3 separate regions of the Mus musculus genome follow, and all the other regions are linked to region 1. The links are chromatin loops, found by intact Hi-C in ENCODE. Cell type or tissue: heart. All regions are shown on one strand.

What was found. A loop is a pair of places that touch in the nucleus more often than their neighbours do. Peaks named below come from ENCODE experiments on the same cell type or tissue, not always from the same donor. Only the 100,000 strongest peaks of a DNase experiment are listed, where the experiment ranks them.
Region 2: it touches region 1 in a loop (2.3-fold over the local background); 3 of 42 quality-filtered maps call a loop at or near these places.
Region 3: a loop joins it to region 1, with 4 times the contacts of the local background. A loop is called at or near these places in 2 of 42 quality-filtered maps.

What each region holds. Positions count from the first base shown.
Region 1 is chr15:25,521,642-25,529,641 of GRCm38, forward strand. No RefSeq gene overlaps it. Among named protein-coding and RNA genes, the nearest start is that of Myo10, 97 kb to the right of the region's middle. In heart, no CTCF peak of the experiment used is centred here; DNase peaks (open chromatin) are centred at 2,730 and 3,930.
Region 2 is chr15:25,438,126-25,446,125 of GRCm38, forward strand. All of the region lies in intron 1 of Gm48957 (predicted gene, 48957), which reads left to right. Among named protein-coding and RNA genes, the nearest start is that of Gm48957, 28 kb to the left of the region's middle. In heart, a CTCF peak has its summit at 3,036 (motif pointing right); DNase peaks (open chromatin) are centred at 3,326 and 3,566; H3K4me3 peaks cover 1,303 bases; H3K27ac peaks cover 827 bases; H3K27me3 peaks cover 3,512 bases.
Region 3 is chr15:25,575,945-25,583,944 of GRCm38, forward strand. No RefSeq gene overlaps it. Among named protein-coding and RNA genes, the nearest start is that of Myo10, 43 kb to the right of the region's middle. In heart, no CTCF peak of the experiment used is centred here; a DNase peak (open chromatin) is centred at 4,907; H3K27ac peaks cover 1,305 bases.

The sequences.
Region 1 (8,000 bases):
ATGAGGGCAAGAATCCAGAAAGGGCAAAATCAGAGTGTACAGAACCCGTGGGAGCTGTTAAGAGAGCAGACCTGACTTCCCAGCCCTGGGATTTACAGAGGTTTCTCTCCAAGCAGACATCCCAGTTCTGGCTCTCTGACACTTGAGTGACAGGAGCACATAGAAGCTGTGTTGGTGTGAGCATCTGGGAGAGACCCAGGCCCTGCAGACCATCACACTCAGTGGTAAAGCCCACAATGGCCAGATACAGATTGGAGACGCCAATCCCAGAGGGAGATGTGGTTAGCTTAACTCAGCTTCTGTAGGATACATCATAGTCTCACATGGCTCCACTGTCTCACAGTTCTACAGAAAAAAGTCCAAAATCGAAGTGTCAGGCTATGAGGGTCTATTCTAGGGCTCTCTGGTCAGCTTATACACACTCCCTGTGGGCACACCTGTCTCTCCGACATGTTGTTCTTTTATAAGAAATCAATCATCTTGGGCTAGGATCCCATTGTACTTCAGTATAACCTCTTCTTAACCAGTTATATTTACAAAAGTCCTGTATCTATATCTGAAGAACTGGGACCTAAACCCATGAAATTGATATATAACTGAGCATTAGACTTTAGCTGCCACATGTCTCACCCTTGGGTCAGTCTGCTATCAATGGGAGGCTTAGACTTTCCCCTCCTCCCTTTCTCCACGTGGTCATGGACACTCTCTACTTCTCTTTCTCTCTGCCTTTCTCTGCCTCTACTACTCTCTTAATTCCCCTCCCCATGCCCTAAATAAACTATTTCATACTATACCATCATTTGACTGGTCCCTCAGGGAGAAGGGATGCCCGCTGAGACACCCTCTCCCCTACACCTCGCCACACCCCCATAGAACATATTCTTATACCCATTTATCTTTTTATAATCACAACAGGTATATTCCTAATATACATTTTCTACCAGCATCTTATAATACTTTGTCTCTTCTCTGTCTGTCCCTTAGACATCTCTCCAGTTCTCCCCCAACCTGGCTGATTGATTTTAACACATTTCAAACTCAGTGACAAACACACGTATACCTCCTGTATTCTGTGTCCTCTTAAAACATTTTTTAAAACCTTTTCAAATAATTGCTAAATACAGCTGTTAGAAAACGATCGCGAGTATTAGTGAACCATTCTCCCCTGTTCTCGCGTATCATTGCCTGGCCTGAGGTAATCAAAAAGATTAAGGAACATCTTTCATGATCCTAAGAAATCTTCTTCAAAATAATGACCTAAAAATCAGACACAGGAGAGAGTGTGTCTCAATCTGGCATACCTAAAGAAACACAGGTGAATGAGTATGAAGTAAAGCCACAGGAAGTGATACCAGAACACTTCACACTCCACTTGTGTAGGTAGGAGAAAGGGAATTCTTACTCTAAGGCTGTCTTCCAACTGATGAGGTTTTTTGCTGGATGGTGTCCTATAGGCACCATGAGAAACATTCTCCTCTCTCTCTGATTGGCATGCTGTGGGGTGATAGATTCTTCCTACCAAAGTCTTGGCAGTTGCTTTCCTGTACTGACTTCTATAATGACCAGTCCCAAACCCTGTAGTCCTAGCACTTATCTAATATGAGGATTTAGTGAAGATAGCAAAAGCAGCTTGAGGAAACCCTCCCTCTGCCCAACAGGTTGGCTGACTGACCACCCTTGATGCTTGGATGACAAGAATTGATTTAATGACCTTGTCCTTGAAGTCAAGCATGAGTCTCAAGGAGTACCTTGGCATTTTGAAATTATTATTCTTGCTGTTTTCATAATTTATTTAATAATGTATGTGTGTAGAGGAGGAGATATGTGCAGGTTCCTGAAAAAACAGGAGGTATCAGATCCCCTGGAGCTGGACTTCAGAAAGTTATGAGCCACCCTGTGTAGATGCTGAAAATTAAATTCAAGTCCCCAGGAAGAGCAGTATGCACTCTTTAACCATTGAGCTGTCATCTCTCCAGAGCTTAAGCAGCCACTTTTATTAGAAGTATACCTAAAGTTCTTGCTGAGTTAAAGTTCAAAAGGATTTCCTTCCTGCCTTGTGTAATACTAAATACATTACCACCTGTGAGGCGATGGGTAGGCCACCCTGAGAGCCAAAGGTAACTGTTTCCTCATGTACCAAGTTCAGTCTTCTCAAAGATCACCTTCACCATCCACAACCAGTCAACTTCACATGAATTTGGCTGAAAGTTTTAGCCGCAGCGTAGATTTATCATAAAAGTTATAGTATAAGGGAATAGAATAGTGTTGTTAATGATATCAAGTCATGCAATAAAGCCTTCGTCCTCCTCTCTGGTTCACTGGAACGTTCTGTTCTCAGTTCTGTTAGCTATGGCTAAAAATCAAATTACACATCTCAAGGTTTGCTAAATGCTGACCTATTTGGCTACTTTAGGTATGAGAAGAACTTTCTAAAGGAAGCGTAGTGTGCACCTGTACTCCTAGCACGCAGAATGAAGGCAAGTGGAGTCACAGGTTTGGGGTGAGGCCAACGTGGGCTACGTGGTTAGACCCCCATCTATAAATAAATAAATAAATAAATAAACAAACAAACAAACAAACAAACTTCCTGTATATTGACAGATGGCTCGTGTGCGCATATACCTCCACTTTCAGTTCTTACACAGAGCACACTGCTGTCCCTTTCATGTCCTGAACAAGGAGGAAGGAAAAACAGGAATTCACTCTCCAGCAATCACCTCAAAGCCAGATTTCCTCATATTCGCCTACAGATAAAGCTGGCTTCCTTCTGAGAGGAACGCAGTAGAGGCCAGGCCCAGTTCTCCTTCTGTGACCTCACCTGACCTGGAAGAATGGTGCCTTCCATGATGGCAAAGTCAGAATTGCTTTCTCTGTCTCTTTTAAGTACCAAGACTTGATCATGGACTGCTCTGAGTAAAGCTAGAACAGAGATCATCAAAGGCCACTTAGCCCCTGTGCAGAAGGAGCACTCCCTCCCAAATAAGAAGGTCAAATGAAAGAAGCAGAGAGGAAATGGGGAGTGGGGAACTGTACAAAGGGATGGAGGACTAGGTAGCTGAGATCACTACAAGACAGTAATGATTAATTTGGGCTTCTTGTCCTAATGAAGCCTGCTTGCTCTATCAATACCGAAGCTGTAGCAGGATGCTTGGTGTCTAAACCTGTGGTGAAGAGTTTTGGGTTTTTGTTTGTTTTTCTCACTCTTCTGAGATACATTTCACTTTTCTTTCCTTAGTTTAGTGCATGTTTTAGATAGCTTCCAGTGTGGCATGTTCTAGAAGCTTGAAGCTTTACCAGGTGATGGCTTTCACTCAACTGTTACCTCCTCATGGTCATTTTCTTCATTGATCTAATCTTACACAGGGAGATCAGGAATGCATACACATCTGCATCAGAGAGAGAGGAAGGGGGAGATGGAGACAGAGAGAGGAGGAGAAGGGGAGGGGAGCAGAAAGGGGGAGAGAGAGAGAGAGGGAGAGAAGAGAGACCTGTACCACTCCACCATTCCGTTCTTCTGTCTTCTTTTTTCTGAGTCTTAGTAAATGACTAGAGCTTTCTTGCTATATTTAAGCAGACCTATCTCAGAGATATTCTATCCAAAATTTACAGGATTCATTGACCAAAGATAATTTATACCCATCCCAATGCAACTCACACTTGGTAGCACATAAAGGTACATTTTAAAATCTGATGTTGATATTTAAGATCTTACAGAATAGGCTAAACAAAGCTTTCTTCTTTTAATGGGAAAAGATTCCTTTTGGGGGTGGGGGACGTATTGAAATGGAAATGAGGTCTTTGGTTGAGCTCAATACAGAAAGAGTTGAGCAAACCTTGGAGCTGAAGGTTGAGCTGAGAGCTTCCAGACAGTTTTGCCATGTAGAAACGGGTCCAACGGGGAAGGAAGCCTTGGTTTCCGCTTTCTACTGAGTCAGAGTCTAGGGCTCCGGAGAGCAGCTCCGGACTGGGCAGGAAGATCTTATCATAGCTTGAAAAGCACATTGTTGACAGGGTCCTGTTTCCTTAAAGCTCAAAAAATATCATACACAGCTCATGTCAGCTGCTTACATCCAAAACGCATTTCTTAGCTGGATTCTCTAAACCTTTGGGAATAGCCTCTAGGATTAACAGCAGGCCCTGTACCCTAAAGATGCCCAATCCCCAGAAATTTTTGATTTCTCTGTGACAATGTGCCATTTGCTGTTCCTGTGTTCCAGAGACCTAAATTGATGTGGCACTGATGTCTCTGGTCACTGTCTGCCAATAAAATACAATACTAAAGAAAGTCCCAGTGGGTGACCCAGAACTTTTCTTCAGTTCAGCATTCTATACGTTTTCTTGATTGCAACTTTACTGAACTATCAGCACCTGACACAGCCTTAAAGGTTTCTACTTTGAGGAATGCATGTGGTGTGTTTTTGGTGCTCAATCAATCACTGAGATAGAAGATGGCTGAATCACTAACAATGATGTAGTTTCTGTAACATACAAAGACACACACACACATACAGTGCCTATGGTGTTTATTAGGTTCTCAAACTTATTTTTTATTTTTTATCTTTTGTATTTATTAAACTCTGACATAGATACAATCAGCGGAACAATTGCTTCTCTTGTGCTCTCTTGACATGTTTAGGTTTTTGTTTTGTGGTATGTTGCTTTGGTAAGCACATCTAGCTGTAATAAATCGTTAATGCTTCTGTATTTGATCATTAAATATCTCTTTGCCCACTGAGTATGTTCACTGAATGTATACAGCTTCAAGTCGCCTAGATAAATGACACAGAATTTATCAAGCACACAAAGAACAATATTTCCTCTGAATTACTATGAACAACAGGTGAGAAATATATAAAAGATATTAAGAACTGTTAATTTACTCAATTCAGAGGTGAGGAAATACCAAGGCAGCAACTTAAGTAAATTTCCTCAGCCTGTGCTACAATGAAATAATTCTTTTTGTTTTCAACAAACTACTCTAGGTGTCAACTACAGTCTAATCCCTAAACATCAATTGATTAGAAATGTTTCTTGTCAGTTTCATCCTTTATAGAAAGATAGACAGCTCCTCAAGTTTCACATGTTTAAAGTTACACTTCAGATATTTTTATTTTTAATTAGCAATCAAAGTCAAATGTTTGATACAGCATTTGCATGCACACTTTGTTCTTACTCGCGTTCGCGCGACCGGCCAGGAAAGATGCAACAAACCGGAATCTTCTGCGGCAAAAGCTTTATTGCTTACATCTTCAGGAGCAAGAGCTTTATTGCTTACATCTTCAGGAGCAAGAGTGCAAGAGAGAGAATGGCAAAACCCCATCCCTTTTTAAGGAGAATTATCCTCCGCCTAGGACGTGTCACTCCCTGATTGGCTGCAGCCCATCGGCCGAGTTGTCGTCACGGGGAAGGCAGAGCACATGGAGTGGAGAACTACCCTTGGCACATGCGCAGATTATTTGTTTACCACTTAGAACACAGGATGTCAGCGCCATCTTGCAACGGTGAATGTGAGGGCGGCTCCCCACACTTTGTTTCTGTTAACCCCCCCCCCATCCCTCACACACACTCGCCTCCCCTTCCCACCAGTCGCCCCACCCCACCCTCAGGCTTGCCGTGTTTCCAGTGCATATTGCCTGCATCCGCTATGATGTGTCGTCTTTCCACACACTGTGGAACTGTCTGCAGAAATGTGAACGGCTCTTAGGAAGCCAAAAGGGAAACCTTAGAGGAACACTAGAAGATGAAAGATAGATGAAAAAGGCAAGAGAAAATCAGGTATACCCTTGTAATCTCAGCCCCCAGGAGGCACAGGCAGGAGGATTACTGCCAGGTCAAGACCAGTTTTGGTTCCAGAGTGAGTTTTATGGCAGTATAGGCTCCATAGTGAGTTCCAGGCCAGCCTGAGCTACAGAGTATGGCCATCTCAAAAGAAGAAAATAACAGTTGTTACCTAAAGAGATGGATTATGAACTAATTACTTTTAAAATTATTTTGTTTTGTTATATTTGTCCAGCAAATGAGATAATTTTCTAATTAAATTGATGACTTTCTGATTTAGACTTATATTCTGGTTAACAATTAATATCGGTATTATAATTTGAAACTTCAATACCACCCCCCTACAGATTTGTGCTCTGGATCTCGTCCCCTAGCTTGTGGGAGGTTGAAGAACCTTTAGGAGACGGGGTCTGGATGAAGAAAGAGATCACTGGTGGAGGGGCCTTGGAGTGTAATGTCCCTGGATGCTTCCATTAACACTCCTTACTTCCTGATCCACCAAACTCGCCACCAGCTTCCTGGGCCACTAACAGCTGTCCATTATGCCTTCCCCACCATGATGGTGGAAGCTCCCTGAAGCCCTGAGCCAAAATTAATCATTTGCCCCAGTGGGTTGTTCTTTCCAGTGTGTGTATTCACAGCCACACAAGAGTCACAGCCACAGAAAACTGGTGGCAGACAGTTGAAATCATTGCCATGACAACTCACCCATGTCCAGATGACTGAAATCCCTGCCTTGATAACCCAACCAAGAGCCATCTTCAGAACTGCTTTCCATGAGGCATGTGGGAGGATTTGGTGCTGCCGGTGAGAGAGAGAGAGAGAGAGAGAGAGAGAGAGAGAGAGAGAGGAAGGAGGAGGAGGAGGAGGGCAACGACAACAACAAGGAGGAGGAAGAGGAAGAAGGAGAAGGAGGAGGAAGGGAAGGAAGGAAGGAAGGAAGGAAGGAAGGAAGGAAGGAAGGAAGGAAGGAAGGAAGGAGCAGGATAAAGTAAGCAGAGTTTCTAAGGTCATTTGGTAGACAATTGGCAGGGACATATATAGAAATATGGTTAGTAAAGTCTGCATTTTTGAGGTTTGAGACAGAAATTGAGCCACAGAGCATTCAGGATACGTCTCACAATGAATCTGGCATAGGAAGTTTGAAGATAGTATAGCATTTGGGGACGTAGTATATAGTTCCTGCTCTCTCTCTCTCTCTCTCTCTGTGTGTGTGTGTGTGTGTGTGTGTGTGTGTGTGTGTGTTACACTTGTAGACAATCATGAAGACCAGAAGAACATGTTAGATCCCTTGGAGCTGGAGTCATAAGTGGTTGTAAGCCACTCAATGTGAGTGCTGAGAACCAAAGTGGAGTCCTTTGAAAGAGGACCAAGGACTTGTAATCTACTGAGTCATCTCCCCAATCCTTGCTTACTGCTATTAGGCAAACGAATAGCGAACAAAAGCAAATAGCAGCTTGAAAAGTATGGAAAACGGTTTGATCAGGAAAGGACTGTGAGGGCAGTGTTTAAAGTAATGGACAAGGTCAATGTGGGCAAGAGCAGTGGCTGGAGAGATTGGTGCCATTGAAAAGAAACCCAAGCTTTGTATTGGGACAATAAAAAAAAAAAGGCACAAGATTACTACACACACTGTGGGGTTCCCATCCTTTTCAGGGCCTTCAATTCTTACCCCAACACTTCCATAAGAGTCTCCGACCTCCATCGGGTTTGGCTGTGGGTATCTGCATCTGTCTCAATCAGCTGCTTCGAAGAGCCTCTCAGGGGACAGTTATGCTGGGCTCCTGTCTGCATGCATAACAGAGTATCACTGATAATGTCAGGGATTGGTGCTTGCTCATGGGATGGGTTTCCAGTTCTGCTGGTTATTGATTGGACTTTCTTTCAATCTCTGCTCTATCCCTGCATTTCTTTTAGACAGAACAAATTTGGGATGTCTTTAAGCTTCCTCTGGGAGTCCTGCCTGGCTACAGGAGGTAGCCTCTTCAGGTTCCATGTCCTCATTATTAGGCATCTTGGCTAAGGTCTCTCACATTGACTCCTAAGAGGCCCCCTATCCCAGGTTCCTGAAACTTCCTAGAGATTCTCCCCTCCTACTGGACCACCACCCCCAGCAGCTGCAGGTTTCCATCCATTCTTCTTGGGCCTCTCTCCTGTCTCTCTCTATCCTTGATCCTGAATTCTCTCCATTCCCCTCTCTCTCTTGTCTCCCACCCAGTTTC
Region 2 (8,000 bases), 84 kb before region 1:
ACAGGACCACTGTCTTCTGTCAGTCCTTGCCCCACATCTTACTTCAAAAATGAGAACTGTACAATGGGACCTTACAAAACATCATTAGTGGTTGTAGACTGGATATAAAGTATGTAATATAAACAGCTTTGAGAAGGTATATCTTTCTGTGCCATTGCTTAAAAGCACCACATGACTCTCGTTCCTTCTAAGATGTCAAACTGTTCCATTCTCTACCTTTCCTAACATTTTCTTCCAGAATGTGTGATGTGCTAAAATAAATCCATTTCTTTTCAGCGGGCTGATAAAAACCCACAGATCTCCAGTGCTAGACAAAGATTGGCAGAGGTAGTTGTCGAGCCAGCCCATCATGTGACTAGAACGCCACAAATATAATGCAGTGAGCAGATAAAAACGCCACAAATAAAATGCACTCAGCCTGAATGAGGTGGGTGAGTCAAGATGTCAGGCGAAAGGCTTGGGGCAGCAAGATGGTGCAGTGGGTCAAGGCACTTGCCACCACCAAGTGTTACAACAAGAGCTCCATCCCTGGCCTGGGACCCACATGTGGAGCAAAAGACCAGATTCCTGCAAGCTCCTCTAACTTTCACCCCCCTCTCTTTCCCTTCCTCCCTGGTATCTCTCTGTCTGTCTCTGTCTCTCTCTCTCTCTGCCCCCCCCCTCTCTCACACACACACACAGAGACACTAATTTTCTAATGTTGGTAGTTGGAAGTAACATTAACTAAGCAAACCATGACTGGCTGTCTTATATCAGGAAATATGAGAAACAGGACCCAGCCAGCCTTCTGTAGCTGCCCAAATAAGTAACTGCAACTTAGTTGCTCAAAGCAACAAAAATGTAACTTCCTCCAGGCCTGGAGGCCATAGGTCAAGGTGTTAGTGCGGCTGTGCTGGGGAAAATGTCTCCTTGCTTCTTATTAGCTCCTGCCTGCCGTCAGCATTTCCAGAAAAGCTGTTAGCATTTCTGGGCTCATGGCCCATCAAGCCAACCTTCTTCACACCATACATATGTCCTTATGAGAGTATCTGCCATGGACATAGGTCCCACACAAGTGATCAGTAATTTCCCCATCTCCAAAGCTTTAACTCATATGTCTGCAAATATGGAAATGTCCATATATGCTGGAGATCAGGTTGGGGACAATTGTTTGGAGGAGGGGTCATCATTCAACTCTCTACATTGCCACGATCCAAAACCAGCAGTAAAAGCTGATGCAGAAGCCCGGGAGGCAAAAGCTGCACGACAGCGGCTGTGTGCGCACACGACAGAAGAATATAAACCCCAAGAGCTGTACTGCGTTGACCATGGCGGACTGTAACCTCCCTGAAACAAGCATGTGAAAGGCCGTCAAGTGTCGGAAAAGCTGAACAAGTATATTTAGGATAAAACCTCATTCTTTTTTATGGGGTTTTGTAGGTAGTCATTCATTCATTCATTCATTCATTCACTTTGCATCCCAGTATCTGCCTCCCTCTCCTCCCAGTCCTCCCCCACCCCCATCACATGGCTCCCTCCCACAGGGACTCCACAGGAAGACCAACAGAATCTTTTTCTTTAAATCTTGAGTGTAAGCATGTCCATGAGCGATGTTTGTGGACATGTGTGCGCATGCTTGTGTGCAGGAGGGAAGCATGTGTAGTTGTGTAAGTCAGAGAAGACTATTCCCGGTGGTGGGCCTTGACCCCTCCCTTCTTTGAGACAGGGTCTCCTCTCATTGTTCTCTGTTGCATACAACAAGAAGCCAATGGGGAAATTCCCCAATGGGACAATTACTGATCACTTGTGTGAGACCTACATCCATGGCAGATACCCTCATAAGGATACATGTATGGTGTGAAGAAGGTTGGCTTGGTGGGCCATGAGCCCAGAAATGCTAACAGCTTCTCAGAGTGTTAGGATCCGTCTGTGAGCTCTTGGGAATCCTCCAGTCTCAGCTTTGCATCCTGCCCTAGAAGCACTGGAATTACAGATAGTCTACTTTTCATGGGCTCTGGGAACCTGCCTCAGCTCCTCACACTTGCAGCAAGCCCTTAGTGCCCTGTGCCTAATTAAACCTTTCACTAGGGGATAACGAGTGTGAGCCTGAGGAAAAGAAGGCTTGCCCAGAAAAGCAATGGACTCCCGTCCAGCAAAGACTCTCAAAAAGAGAACTGCTGACTTTCATTCAAATCACGACAGGTAAATGCACAAATGCCATTATCCTATAAGGGACAAGGTGACATTATCCATTACTGGATCTCAGAGTGTTAGGATCCGGTGTGACATGCATGGAGTCCCAGGTCACCCTATCTACCTTCTGAGACTTGTGCCCTAGCCTGGGGTTGCATGGCTCATACTGTTACTACTCTTACATTCTCAGTGAGCCTCTGATTGTCCTTCGCCTCGCTGCGGTTAATTACTAACTTTGTAACACGGGAAACTCCAGCCAAGCGATTTTATCCCCTTTCCCACTGTAAGTCAATGAATCCGGGAATCTGTAAATTTCCTTCCACGGAGGCTATGGATCTTTCCTATGAGGTCTTGAATGTAGAACACACTCCAACTCTCTGGAGGGATTCATATAAGGCTCTGTGCTTGTGTGGGGGAGGGGGCGATTAACTAAGCCCCCCAGGTTCCAAGGGTCTCAGAAGTCTACCCCATAAGAGCCCTTGACAAGCCAAGGCCAGTAAGGAACAAGGTCTATAACTCAATGTTTCTCTTAGACCATCCCCTTACACAAGAAAACCCCTGAGTTCTGGTTTCAAGGACATGCCTTTAAAGAGACATGTATGTACCATACCAGAGACTCAAGGGTCTCTTCCCAAACACTTGTCCATATAGGTTGTTGGTTCAGGAGAAACTCTTTTTTAATTACGTGGTAAAATGAAAGAAAACAGCTAACATTTTTTTAAAACCCATAAAACTTCCTTTTCTTTTTGGCTTATTTATGAAATATCCACCCCTGTGGTTCTTCATAGTAGCTTCACAACAACTTTTTGGAAGCATGGACGAAAACTGATCAACCAGAACAAGCATGAATATCACAAAATTCCCGCTAGGGGGCGCTGTAGTTTAAAAAGCTCCAGAACAAACTCAAAACCCCTAATTTAGGTAACACCGGTCATTTTATTAACATGCCAAAAAGGAACTGTTTCTGGGGAACGAAATGCTACTGTTTCTCAGACGTAGCACAGCAAAACAATTTCAGAAGGCACTCACGGGAAAATAAATTTTTAAAAAAAAAGTATTTTTCTGGCCGCCGTTGCTAAAAAGTAGCTGACTGAAGCGCTCAGGGTTGGCCCCAAACTAAGGTCAGAGTGTACGTGCCCCGGAAACCCGAACCAGCCCAAGAATGCGCACGAGGCTTCGAGCCCAAAATATCACGAAAAAAAATCCTACTCTGTGCCTCGCTACTCCGCCCTCATCCCACCCCCCCACCCCACTTCTGCTGATACCCAGAAACAAGAAAAAGTAGGCAAGTGGCAGACCCTTGAAAGTGAGAATTTGGAGTGGCAGAGGTTTAATTTCATTATGTGTCGCATGTGCGCTCCCTGAGGAGGACACAGCTTACTTGTGGAAGGCGTCATGTGACAGGGAAAAAAAGGTCAAGCAGACACCTTCCCCTCTAGCTGAAGCAGAGAGATGCGAAGCGAGTGCCAGGGACCAGAACCTCAGACTCTGATCCAGCCCAAAGTGGTTGATTGCTTTTTCATTAGTCATTTTCAAAACATAAATTATTCATTACTCTAAAAATAAAATCCTAGTCTAGGAGTTGAACACCCGAGGGCTTGGGACAAGGCAAAGGGAAGCCAGGACAGAAATTTTGAACAAAGCTCAGCCAGTGTGCGCGTGCGCACTGGGCACCCCGGCCATCGGAAGCATCCTTCACACAGAAAACCCTCACAGTGCCTGGGGCCAAGGGAACCCTTCCGTTCATTTGGTCAGAGCTAAGGATAGGATAGCATTTCAAACTGCGTCAAGATCCCCTTCCCCATCTTGTGTGATGTTCTTTGGAGATGTAATCAAGTTAAAAAGAAGCCATCAGGGAGAGTCCCCGTCCAGAGTGACTGTCATCTTTCTGAGCAGAGGACGTTTAGAGATACAGAGAGACCTGCCATGGAGCAACAAAGGCAGAGACTGGAGTGGCATATCTATAAAACAAAAGACGCCAAGGACTGGTGACAGCCCAGCAGTCAGGAGCAAAGTGCTGACCAGCTATTGCGTGGAAGCCCCTGGAAACGTCCCTTCCCAGGCCTTGATTCCAGACTCCTAACCCTTGGATCTGTGAGAACACAGGGTCCTGTTGTCCAAGTCACCCGGCTTGTGGTATTTGTTCTGGCAGCCTAAGGACACTAACCCCAAAGTCAGAAAGAAGTCGATGGAACAGAGGAACCCTGTGAAGAGACCCTTAATTAATGCAAGGTCCTGGGACATTCTCTCTGTTCTTGTCTCCCCTTTTCTCTGTTTCTTCCCTCTCCCAGTCAACAGTTCTCGGTGATTTCTGCATCCATTTGTGTGACTTAAAAGACCAAAAAGCTACATAGTCTGCCTGGTGTTTTAAACCACTGTGCTCCCGCGAGTCTCAAAGTATTGCGGTAACTTTTTCCTAATCTTAAGTCATTGAGAAGGGAAAGGTAAGAGGGCAGCATTTACACTCTGTATATAGGCCATTGGCAGAGTGGTTCCTTAGCAAGCACGTGACTCCAGGTTCAATATGTTATATAAGAAAAAAATACTGGGGGGTGGGGAGGAAAGGAGGAAAATAGCACATAAAGATAACATCTCTGAGATGCAAAGAAGAGTTGAATTTCCTATCTTAAGTCCTCATCTTACAGAACTCCGAAGAAAGGATTTCCAGCTCCCTCTTTCACTCGGTTACCCTGTATTATTAATTATCACTTATAAGAATAAATAAATGGCTCAGTGGTAGTGGCACACGCCTTTAATCCCAGAACTCTGGAAGCAGAGGCAGACAGATCTCTGAGTTCCAGGCCAGCCTGGTCCACAGAGTGAGTTCCAGAACAGCCAAAACTAGCTACCAAGAAAAACCCTGTCTCAAGATAAATAAATTAATAAATAAAAAGAATGAATAAATGTTCCCAAATGACAGCTCATAAGCAGCTGCCTTTAGGAGATGGTCTGTGCATGGCAGCATGCCTCCTGAGGACTTTGACGGGGGATGGGCGGTAGGCAGATGTAACCATGGTCCCATGAGAGGCAGTGAAGCTGAAAAATTCCTCTGTCTGGTGTTGTTTGTCTATCCTCTTAGGACCACACACCCCATTGGATGGTTCCCAGATCATGGTTCACTTAGTTGCATCACAGTTGCAACCTAGAAGCTGAAGGTTGTATCATATAGCCTGTGTGTGAAGTAGACTGTACCATCCGGGATTGTAGTTATGAATCACGCAGGGACAAAGTCACCATTTTAACAAGGTATTTCCTAGAATATGTTTAGGTACACAGCTTAGACAGAAACGGCTCTGGTTTCTGAGAAGCCGTAAATCCCAGAACAGAATGGTTCAAGGGCATTGTCAGGCTCTCCTGTTCCACTGCCTACGAGAATTGCTCCCTCTGCCTATTCCATTCTAAGAAAAAGCCCCCTCCCCCAACCTCAGAGCCATTGGAACGAGTGGGCATAAGCAGAGCTAAGTATTCTCCCTTGGTGCCCTGCCTCCACCTGTCCCCAAGATGGGAAAGTCATTAGCCGGTTTGTTTAGGTGTATCACTGTGCTGAGGTGCTCAGTGTCCCCTCTGCCAGTGGCACTCGGTCTCCAAGATGGGCCCTGCCTTAGGGGGTGGCTCCAAACTAGAACCAGGTCCCTAGCATCACCCTCTCTCCAGATGACAGAATCCCTTTTCCTTGTGAGCTTCTGAAGAGTTGAAACATACAAGCATTTCTAAAAGAACTGAATGAAATCCAATAGAAATCGAAGAAATACACATTGAAATACAAATCCATGCTGAATTTCCCCACAACTCACAGGGTCTGGTGCCATTTCTCATCCAAACCCAACATAAAATTCAGACAGTAAAAATCTCCATGGAAAGGGCCATCTCACCCCCTACCCCACCCCCACCCCCACCAAGCACATCGCCTCCTACGCAACTCAGACTGTGTGATCAAAGGCATTTATGACCTAGGGCTTAGTCTTCTGATGACTGGTAGGTTATCAGATTCTCCACATGTCATCATCCAGCTTGGGGGGTAGGAAAAGTAGCTTCAGGGAGTGGCTCGGCCCCATAGTCTCATGTAACGGAGTAATTGCTGGAAGCGTAACCACAGAATAGACGTATCACTCAGGCGAGATGAATCACAGACGCATCACAGTTGATCTCAGTGACAGCAAAGTCCCTGACAAGACAGATGATGCAGGATGAGGTCACAGGAAGATAGGATGCAAGGGATGGGACACAAGTCCCCCCAGGAGAGAGAAGGGACGAGATAAGAAGCCACTGTGTCTGGAGTTAGGAAGTTGTTAGAGTAGAAGCGAGCTTCGTGTTCCTGGAGTAAGGAAGGCAGGAACTCTCATGAGACACAGTTGACTTGGGAGTCAGATGACGTCAGCACAGGTAAAGACTCTTGCCACTAAGCCTGACAACTTGAGTTTGATCCCCAGAACCTGCTTAAAGGAAAGGAAGGGGAAGATTCCTGGACGTTCTCCGCATGACCACCATAAGCACAATTGCATCAACGTGCGCACACACATACACACACACTGACATATAAACGCTAAGGAATTGTAAAGATGGGTGTGACAATGGTGAATTAAGGGAGGCCAGCAGATGTGATAACAGTCAGCTCTGCTTGACCATTATCACACATGTGCCTTCCCATGTAATCCTCCAAATGCTGTCATGTAAAAGTCCCCGAGAACCGCATTTCAGGGAAGAGCCAGCAAGCCTAAAAACATTAAGGAAATAATGAAAGTCACACAAAGTCAAAATTGGAGCTCAAGTCTCAGCGATGGTAGCCAGAGTACTTAGTGTGAGAGCGCGCGCACGCGCACACACACACACACACACACACACACACACATACACACCTTAATTGAATTGGAGGTGAGAAGAACTAGTCACCTGAATCGCACACATAGCAAGGGTGAAGCGATTCAAGGAAAATCACAAGGCATCAAAGATTCAACAGAGTATATACACTGCTCCAAACCAGGAGCATAACAGACAGGAAGTGACCACGGACAGTTGATATAACGCACATACCCAACCAAGTGGAGGAAAGTGGGTCAAGGAAAAGTAAGAGGGTCCTCAGAAGGAACTTCAAGGAGAATGGGGACAGAGAAGGGGTTACTCCCCAGGAGACAAAGACCAATGGCTCAGGAGCAAGAGTGCCAGGCATCCCAAGGGAGACCCAGGGAGAGCTGCAGGGTGAGTGGCAGCTGCGGAATGGGAATGGCAGGAACTCTGGGGCTTCTCAGGGAGGGCAGGAATGTGCAGGCCTGGGACAACTCACCAGCCCTCAGGGTCCCTCAAGAGTCCTGCTGTTTCCCTCTCTCTGGAGATGTCAGGACACTGCCTCACTCCGGGGCCAGTGGGTGGGTACCAAGGTAGAGGAGGAATGTAGGGGCCACCGACTGGGGAAGAAGGAAGGACCAGGACCGCTGATCCCCTACTGCTGGTGGCCAGGAGCTGCCAAAACACAGGAGAATTAGCTGCTCTAGGAGGCTTACCCGGGTGCGGGCAGGAGAGGTAAATAATCCTGCCTAGAGTGCATTCCTCTATTCCCTGGAAACCCCAAGCAGAACAGTTTGCTGGGATTAGGTTAAACATGCGGCTTATTCGGAATGCATAGGACAAGACGCTCCCGCAAAGGGCAAGGAATTAGAAACGTCCAAAAGCCTCCAACCGTATCCACAGCCCCTGGGTAAGGAAGTAAGTACAGGGCAGCCACGTGATCTCAGGATCCCGGCTTTCAACCCGCTCCTCTGTCTCCTGACCGACCTTCTCTTTGCTCGGATTTCTAATTGAGAGCCACTCACTCACTCACTCACTTACTCACT
Region 3 (8,000 bases), 54 kb after region 1:
CTTGGCCTTACAGTTTTTAAGTCCTTCAGTAACATGAGGTCACATAGGTTCTCGGTCTGGGTCTGACTGTGCCTTTCCTAGAGGTACTGACTATACCACTGTGGTGGTTTAAATGAGAATTGGCCCCCGTAGGCTCACATATGTGAGTGTTTGGTTCTTTGTTGGTGAACTTTTTAGGAAGGACTAGGAGGTAGGTTGGAGATGTGTCACTGGGAGTTTCAAAAGCCCGTGATGTAATCTCTCAGCTCCTGCCTCAGCATCATGTCTGTTTGCCTGCTGCCACACACCCCCATAATGGGCATGGACTAAGTCTCTGAAACTGTAAGCAACTTCCCAGCTACATGCTTCCTTTTATAAGTTGACCGAGTCATCATCTCTTTTCAGAGCTATAGTAACCCTAACCAAGACAGAGAGAGCAAGGAACAAGTGAAGGAAAGTTTCTCTTTATAAAATGTCTCCAAAGAGAGAAAGACAGCCAGATGCAGCTATCCTAGCACTTGAGAGGTCCAGACAGGAAGATGCAAGTTGAAGACCATCCTCAGCTACATAGTGAGTTCAAGGACAGCCTGAGTTACTGGAGACCTTGTCTTAAAAGGCCAAAAGAAAAGGAAGAGGAGAGGACAAGGAGGAGGAAAAAGAGGAGGGGGGCTGCCATGTGACCCCCATATAACAACTGTAAAGGAATGGATCTACGTATTGAATTTTATCAGGTACCGCAAACAGATATTCCTGATGACCTATACTTCCTGATGGAACTGCCCCACAGCACCTAGATCTGAACTTGACTCTAACAGATGTTTTCTGATGGCAATGAGGATTGAACCCAGAATCTAGCGTGTGCTAGGCAAGCACTCTATCAGTAGCTATAGCCCTCCCCGCTTGCATAAGCTTTTAAATCTAAGTAGATCTAAAATACAATGTCATATGACACCACTGAGACAAACCAAGAAAACTCATCGATGGAAATCTCCACAAGGAAAGCAGCCATGTTCCCTCAGCAAATAAAATATGAGTTTTGGGGTTTTGTTGTTGTTGTTTTAATATTAAGAAGAAATCTTCAAAGAGTAAAGAGTCACATAAACCCATCCTGAGACATGACGTCATATTTATCCAGCTCCAAGGAAACCACAATGGGACGCACATGAGCCCACTGAACACTGAATTCATATCTTGTGAATATTAAACACTGTTGTTTGGGATTAGTAACAGTATTTTGATAATTTGAAGAGGAATTTCCACCTTTTAGTGATGGAGAACAAAGGACAAGTTGATTTATTTACTTTTAATTATTGATTTTTGAAGTCAGGGTCTTAAGTAACCCAGGCTAGTAGTTGCCATAGCTCGCTTTATAACTTGCCTCCTACACACCAGGCACGTATAAGCCCTTCCTGTGTGTTAAATAACACCCATGGAGAAAGCATGCAGAAAGAAGATTGCCACCTTGGATAGATAACTGATAACTTATCAGAGTTATTTAAGGAGACCTTTAGATGTGTAGTGGAATCAATCAAGTTGCTTCACTCTTGAGTCTACAGATTTTGCCTGCCTGACTGAAGAATGTCATCTCGGGATGACATCAGATGTGGCATTGACCCCATCCATGAGACATCCATCACAGGCTGGGAACGAAACCAGATTCCCAGTTTAGCTCTGTCTGTCATGCTTTGTGACCCATATTCCAAACCCCTTCTTGTTTGGAATATCACAGTCAGTTAAGGTTAAGGAGACACAGCATTCCTTCCTGGCTTGAGGAATTTGAAGTTGGCCAAAATCGTTGCTGAACACGATATGCAGCACAGAATGACATATAACGCAGCCGGTCTACCCTTTCTGCTTTGTTCTTCCAAGGCAAAAGGAGTCTGACTGACTCCGGGATTCTTGGCGAGTCCATTACTCAAGCCACAAATACTTCAACCATCCAATGACTCAGTAACCTTCCACCACACTTTAAATAAAGGCTTTCTATCTTGTTCTGCACATGTGTTTTACTTCCAGTTGAGTGCTCTACAGATGCCAAGCTGCTCAAAGCCCCCCTCATTACTTTCTGCAGAACTCTGTCCCAATAGCAATTTCAAAATGACTATTGCCCATGTTTCCTGGTAAGGCTGAAACAGCAACCTCTCTGGCTGCTAGAACTATAAGCATCTTACAACCTACAAACACTATTTCTGTTTCTTAGTTCTCCCTTTGAGGTAGTCCATTGATTCCTCATAAGAAGGATTTAAATCACTAATACATGATCTTTTCATTTCTACTGTTTACAAGTTGTACAGTGTACAAAATGATGATTTTCACTACTTTTCTGAACATGTCTATCTTGTACCTTGATCATCTTCCCTTCCTCCCGCCTCTTCTCTCCTCCAGCCCCAATAGCTCCCATCTACATTCCTGCTGCATACACATGTACAAACAGATTTAATATATCTAACACATTCTGCATATAAGAGAAGACACGAAATATTTTGTTTTTCATAGGTGAATTAAAAAAAAAATGTTTTCCCTTCCCTGGTTGCTTCTGCACAGGCTGATTGGGAAATAGGGGGAAAAATGTGATCCTCAGAAGAAAGCCACAAACAAATATTCAGTAACTCAAAATGAGCAACCGGGAAAGCAACTGGCCAGCATTTGAGGGAAGAGCAAGGCAGAACTTTATTGTATTTTGAAGGTTCCGTAGGCAGGATGTGAAGTACAGCTGGCATGCCCCTAACTGAGAAGCCAGATGCAGGGTGTGAGCCCCAGGAGGTGGAGAAAGAGTTAGAACAGTCTAACATTGAGAACTAGACATCAAAGCTCACAAGAAATGCCGTTTCTCTTTCTCATATAAATAAGGGAAAATAGAGCTTAGATAGTAAAACCGACTTCAATTCAAAACTTATCTATATTAAAGCTTAATAATTCTGACCCAAATTTACTAAGTATTATGGCTTGGAAATGAACTGTTTGCTCAAAAGATAAACTAAGCTAGGTGAAGTAGTACATGCCTTTAATCCTAGCACTGAGGAGGCCGAAGTAGGAGTGTGTGTGTGTGTGTGTGTGTGCGCGCGCGCGTGTGCGCGCGCGTGTGTTTGTGTGTGTGAGTTTGAGGCCAGCCTGGTCTACAAAGTGATGTCTAGGTGAACCAGGCTTGTAAAGAGAGCCCTGTCTTCAAAAAATTAAATAAATAATTGAGAGTCTGGTAATCAGCTGGTAGATGAAGTCACTGAGATCTGAATCCCAAAGAATGGATTAATCTGATCCAGTCAATGTATTCTAGATATTTTATCACTCCATAGTGTTGATAAGGTTTACTTAAAGATGGTAGAAAACAGAGCACAGTCTATTGGAGAAAGCAGGCCACTTGGGTGATGCTTGTAAAAGCTGTCTACAGCGCATGTCTGCCTACCGCGCATGTCTACAGTGCACATCTGTCTACTGCGCATGCCTACAGCGCATGTCTGTCTACAGCGCATGTCTATCTCTCTCCCTAATTCCAGGACTCAGAGTCGGGAGACCCTGAACTGAAATCACAAGCAGACATAAATCTTTCCTCTTTTAAATGGTTTTCCTCAGGTGTCCGTTACAGTGACTAAAGTCTGATGACATGGGAGACAGAGACACGTGGCTCTGCAGTTATCTAAATGCCCCGTTAGATAAAGCAACCTTTGTTTCTTTGGTAGCTTGCTTTAGAAAACCCTTCTCACCCCCAGGTCTCACTGAGGCGATAGGAGACAGATGTTTAAACAACCTTTCCATTTTTTTAACAAATGTGATACATTAGATACAATGTAGATCTATGTGGGGTATGCAGGAGAAAGCCTCAAAGACAGTTCACATATACACCACTGCTTTATGGCTATTGTATTATATTTTGCTTTGTTTTTTATAGATAAAGCTAAAAAAAAAAAATTACATAGGCCTGACTGCCACTAAACTCCAAAGATCTGCCTGCCTCTGCCCTCTGAGTGCTGGAATTAATGGTGTGCCTTCATGTACAACGGCCCAGCTTTCTTGAAATAAATGCAATATACAAGAAAAGAGTTTTGACTTGGCCAAAGTTAGAGGCTTTTAACAGCCCCACCACTCTGGCAAAGGGGAAAATTGTGTCCCATAAATACTCCTGGTATGCTAATTAGCAAAAAGGGGCAGGAACTGTCTCTGCTTATTGTTCTACAGTAGGCCTTTCTGAAGAGTGGGATTTAGACATCTCCCATTCAGAGGGCTGCACACATCCTTCTGAGGAAAGCTTTCATCATTTGCTTCCGGGCAGGGAGAAACTATGTCACAGTGTATATGGCCCAGGGCTCTTAACAAGGTCGAAGGGATCAGGATCGTAGTTAACGCTGTGACCAACCCTTGAGGGCCAGCAGAAGGGTTTTATGGAGTCTTCAGACTCTTTTTCTGATAACAACTCAAAAAAACTACTGATCTTGAAGACCAATCAAAATGCCCAACAGTTTCATAGCAAATGTATGCTGTGGATGGAGCCATCAAATATTTGCTGAAATAAACCTGAATCTGGCAAAGAGAGTTACCAACAACTTAAAGCCCCAAAAGGAAAACTGACTGGAGGAGGCAGACACAATTTATAACCCTTCACTGTACCAGGAACTGGAAGCCCACTTCAGGCATTCCACAGTCCACCCTCAGGATGGACACAGCTAGGCCACCTCACTCTTAGGGACTTGGCTTTTTCCCTTCCCTATCCTAAGATCAAAAAAACGTAACCACACAGAGAACACAACATCTCGAATCCCCAGTGTCACTCCTCTGAGATCCAGTTCTCACTCCAGCTGTAAAGTCCATCACATCCCAATTTAGTAGCTATTCTTTTGCGAGTCACAGTAAACACCATCGCAGACACAAACATGCGGTCCAGGTAGTGAGAAACCGCTGCCAAAAATATCACAAGCTCTCCACAGGCAAACTTCCTCACTTCGGCTCTCTCCAGGACTTCAAGGACCCTGTGTGCCCCGTTGTCTGCCACACAATGCACACTGAGAGGCCTTTTATGGAATAGCAGTCCTCTTGCTTTCCTGCCTCAAGCAGTGTGTGTGTGTGTGTGTGTGTGTGTGTGTGTGTGTGTGTGTGTGTGTGTGTCTGCAGGCTGTGAGCTGTGACCTGAGCCAACAACAAGGCCTTGTAGTTCAGGGACAACTGCCCATTAAGAGGAGGGAAAAGGTCACTGGAAAAAGGAGTTCTGCCTGTTGAGGGCCTCGCTCAGCAAGATGTCATGACTATCCCATTCACCACAGAGAAATCAATTGTTACAGCTATCTGTTTATTGGGGAATAGGGCTTGAACGGCTTAGCGAGGGGGGATCTCTATGAGTTCTCCCTCCTCGATATCTTGCAATTCAGATTTTACTTTCTGGTAAGAGGGAAAAGGAGAGAGGCTGTAATTGTCTGCCAACCCCTAGGCATGTTCTTGGGAATCTCCTAAGAGCACACAGCCTGAGCTATGGGCCTGGAGGAGATTCATAAGTAAGCCAAGGCTGGGTTATAAGGACTTTACATTTGGTAGTGGCTGCACTCATTGGACGCGCTGTACTTGAGAAGTGTTTGAGTTAGATCCGCTGTGTATCTCATGCAGCAGAGGCTGCCTACATCCGTTCGTCTGATTTTTCTTTTTAATTCTAACTTCTTGGGGAATAGGGAATAAAATCAACTAATCTATATGGCACCCAGGACACTAGAAGAACACCGAGTCACAGGGCTTTCTGAACCAACCTTTCTTTCGCTCCCTTTTTACATTTTTATTTATTTCCTTGAAGACAGGGTGTCTCTATTATCCCTGGCTGGCCCGGAACTCAGTATAAAGACTGGGCTGGCCTCAAATGCTAGCATGGAACTCAATTGACTTTTTTTTTTTTTTTTTTTTTTTTTTACTTTTCTTCATTTCTTTTTCCTTCAGGTTCGTAGTTCTCATCTTTTTGTTTGTTTGTTTGTTTGTTTGTTTTTCCTGTCTCCCTACAAGTCTGTCTATTTCTCTCAATCTCTTCTCCCCCTTTGCTTTCTGTTTCTGCTTCCCAGAGGGGCTGGCTTTGAGGGTCCACCAAGGCTTTCAGAGTAGGGCTGGGCAGAGGGGAGAGAAGTGGGCAATGTTTTCTGGAGGATTTGAGGGAAGCAGGAAAGTCTTATCCATCGCCTCTGGGTCTGTTCCTGCAACTCAAAACAAAAGGGTGGGAAGGGTGGGCGTGGGGGGTGGGAAACTGGAAGAGAAATGGGATTTTCTTGGGATCTTAATATAATTCTGTTAGAAGCGCCCTGGGGTTCAGCTGGGACAGAGGAGTCACTTCCCTCCATCCTGTCCTCCCTCGCTGAGGGGGGCAGAGGGGACTGGCTTATTGAAGTAAGTGACAGGTCATGCCCAGCTGCAGGAAATGAGCAAGCACATGAGGAAAAGTCCCTAAAATAAAAAAAATAAAAAAAATTAAAAAAAAGACAGATGGAACAGCTATATGCTAAACAGGAGTTATCAAGTCTCTGGGAAGAGTTCATTCATAAACCAGAATAAATTGATGTTCGTCGAAAGAGTGTTCTGTGTGTAACCAGTGCTACCAGACAGAAGAACTGCTGTCAGACAGAAGGCAAGCAAAGAAATATCTAAGAAATAAGGCAAGTGAGAGGGAAAATCATGAACAGCCAAGAGGCTAGCAATACACAGGTGCCTTGTATATACCCTTCCGCCAGAAGACATACTATAACATCCTATAATGAGAAACAAAATATTTCTATCTAACAGCCATATGCTCTGCTGTCAAGGGGGCAAATCTATTTCCCTTTTCTTTGGGTATCTCCCTGTAACAAACTCCATTCTGTCTTGTGCCTTCCTCATCCAGGGCAGTCCCATGAGTGGAAGGCAGTGTGACATCTCCAATATCTGTCATTTCAGTGTCCCCCTGCCACACATTGATTCAGTCACGGAACTTAACACAAGACCACAGCGCCCGTCTATACAGAAGCTGTCAAAAAAAATTGATTTCATGAGGCTTCATGCTCCTTCCCCAGCCGCTAGAATCATTGTGGTTGTGTAGGATTCTGAGACCCCTCCCTGCATCTGCCTTTGAAGGGAGACCCTGAAGGGCACAGTGAGGCTGGAGCCCGAGGAGAGAGGACACAGGAGAGAATGGAAAGGTGGATGGTATGTCCCCATGTCTTTTTCTTGTTTGTTTCTTGAAGAAACAAGTGATGTCTTCAAAAAATAAACAAATAAATGATAGATCCTTTTTTGAAGCCATAGTATAAAATGATTTTTCTTAGCAAAATAACAAAGATAAAAGTATGGCTATGGCTTGTCTTCTAGTCTTCTTGCTTGTTTGCTTTAAGCATCTACTTTTCTGTTGTATCTAAGATACTTGGGTATAAGAAGGTATTTTCCTCCCGGCCCCAAGCTCCTGGAATAACGACTCAGACTCAAAATATATTGACAAATACCTAGGCCACATAGGAAGGTTTATTCCCTGACTAGCTAGTAATTTATAATAACTCATTTATATTCATCTCCATTGTACCATGCTGCTGGCTACCTCCGATCAGGTACTATGCTCTGCCCTTTGTACAACTTAACTGGAGACTTTCACCAAGCCTCACACTATCCCATAATCCCTTCTGCCTACCAAAACACCCCGCCCTCTAGTACGCCCTTTCCTATAGGCCGTAGCCTTTTTAATTGACAGGCGATGCATCCATACAATGCACAAGATGTTCTCTCTATACTTGGACCACAGGCTCTAACTTCTCAAACGCTTTTCTTCTAGGTGGAATGTGGACTTGATCATTACTTTTTAATGTTCTGAAATTATGTTAGCGTCATAGGCTTTCAAATAACGACTCCCATTAAAATTAAAAAAAAAAAAAAAAAAGCTTATGTGAAAAGGATACACTTTCACCTACCCTATCATACTGTAGGCTAGATTCTACCACGTTTGGTTCCTAAAGCCTTTTCTCTCTTTCTTGTTTTTTTTGTTTGTTTTGTTTTGTTGTTTTTCTGTTTCTTGGTTTTGTTTTTCATTTGGTTTTCAA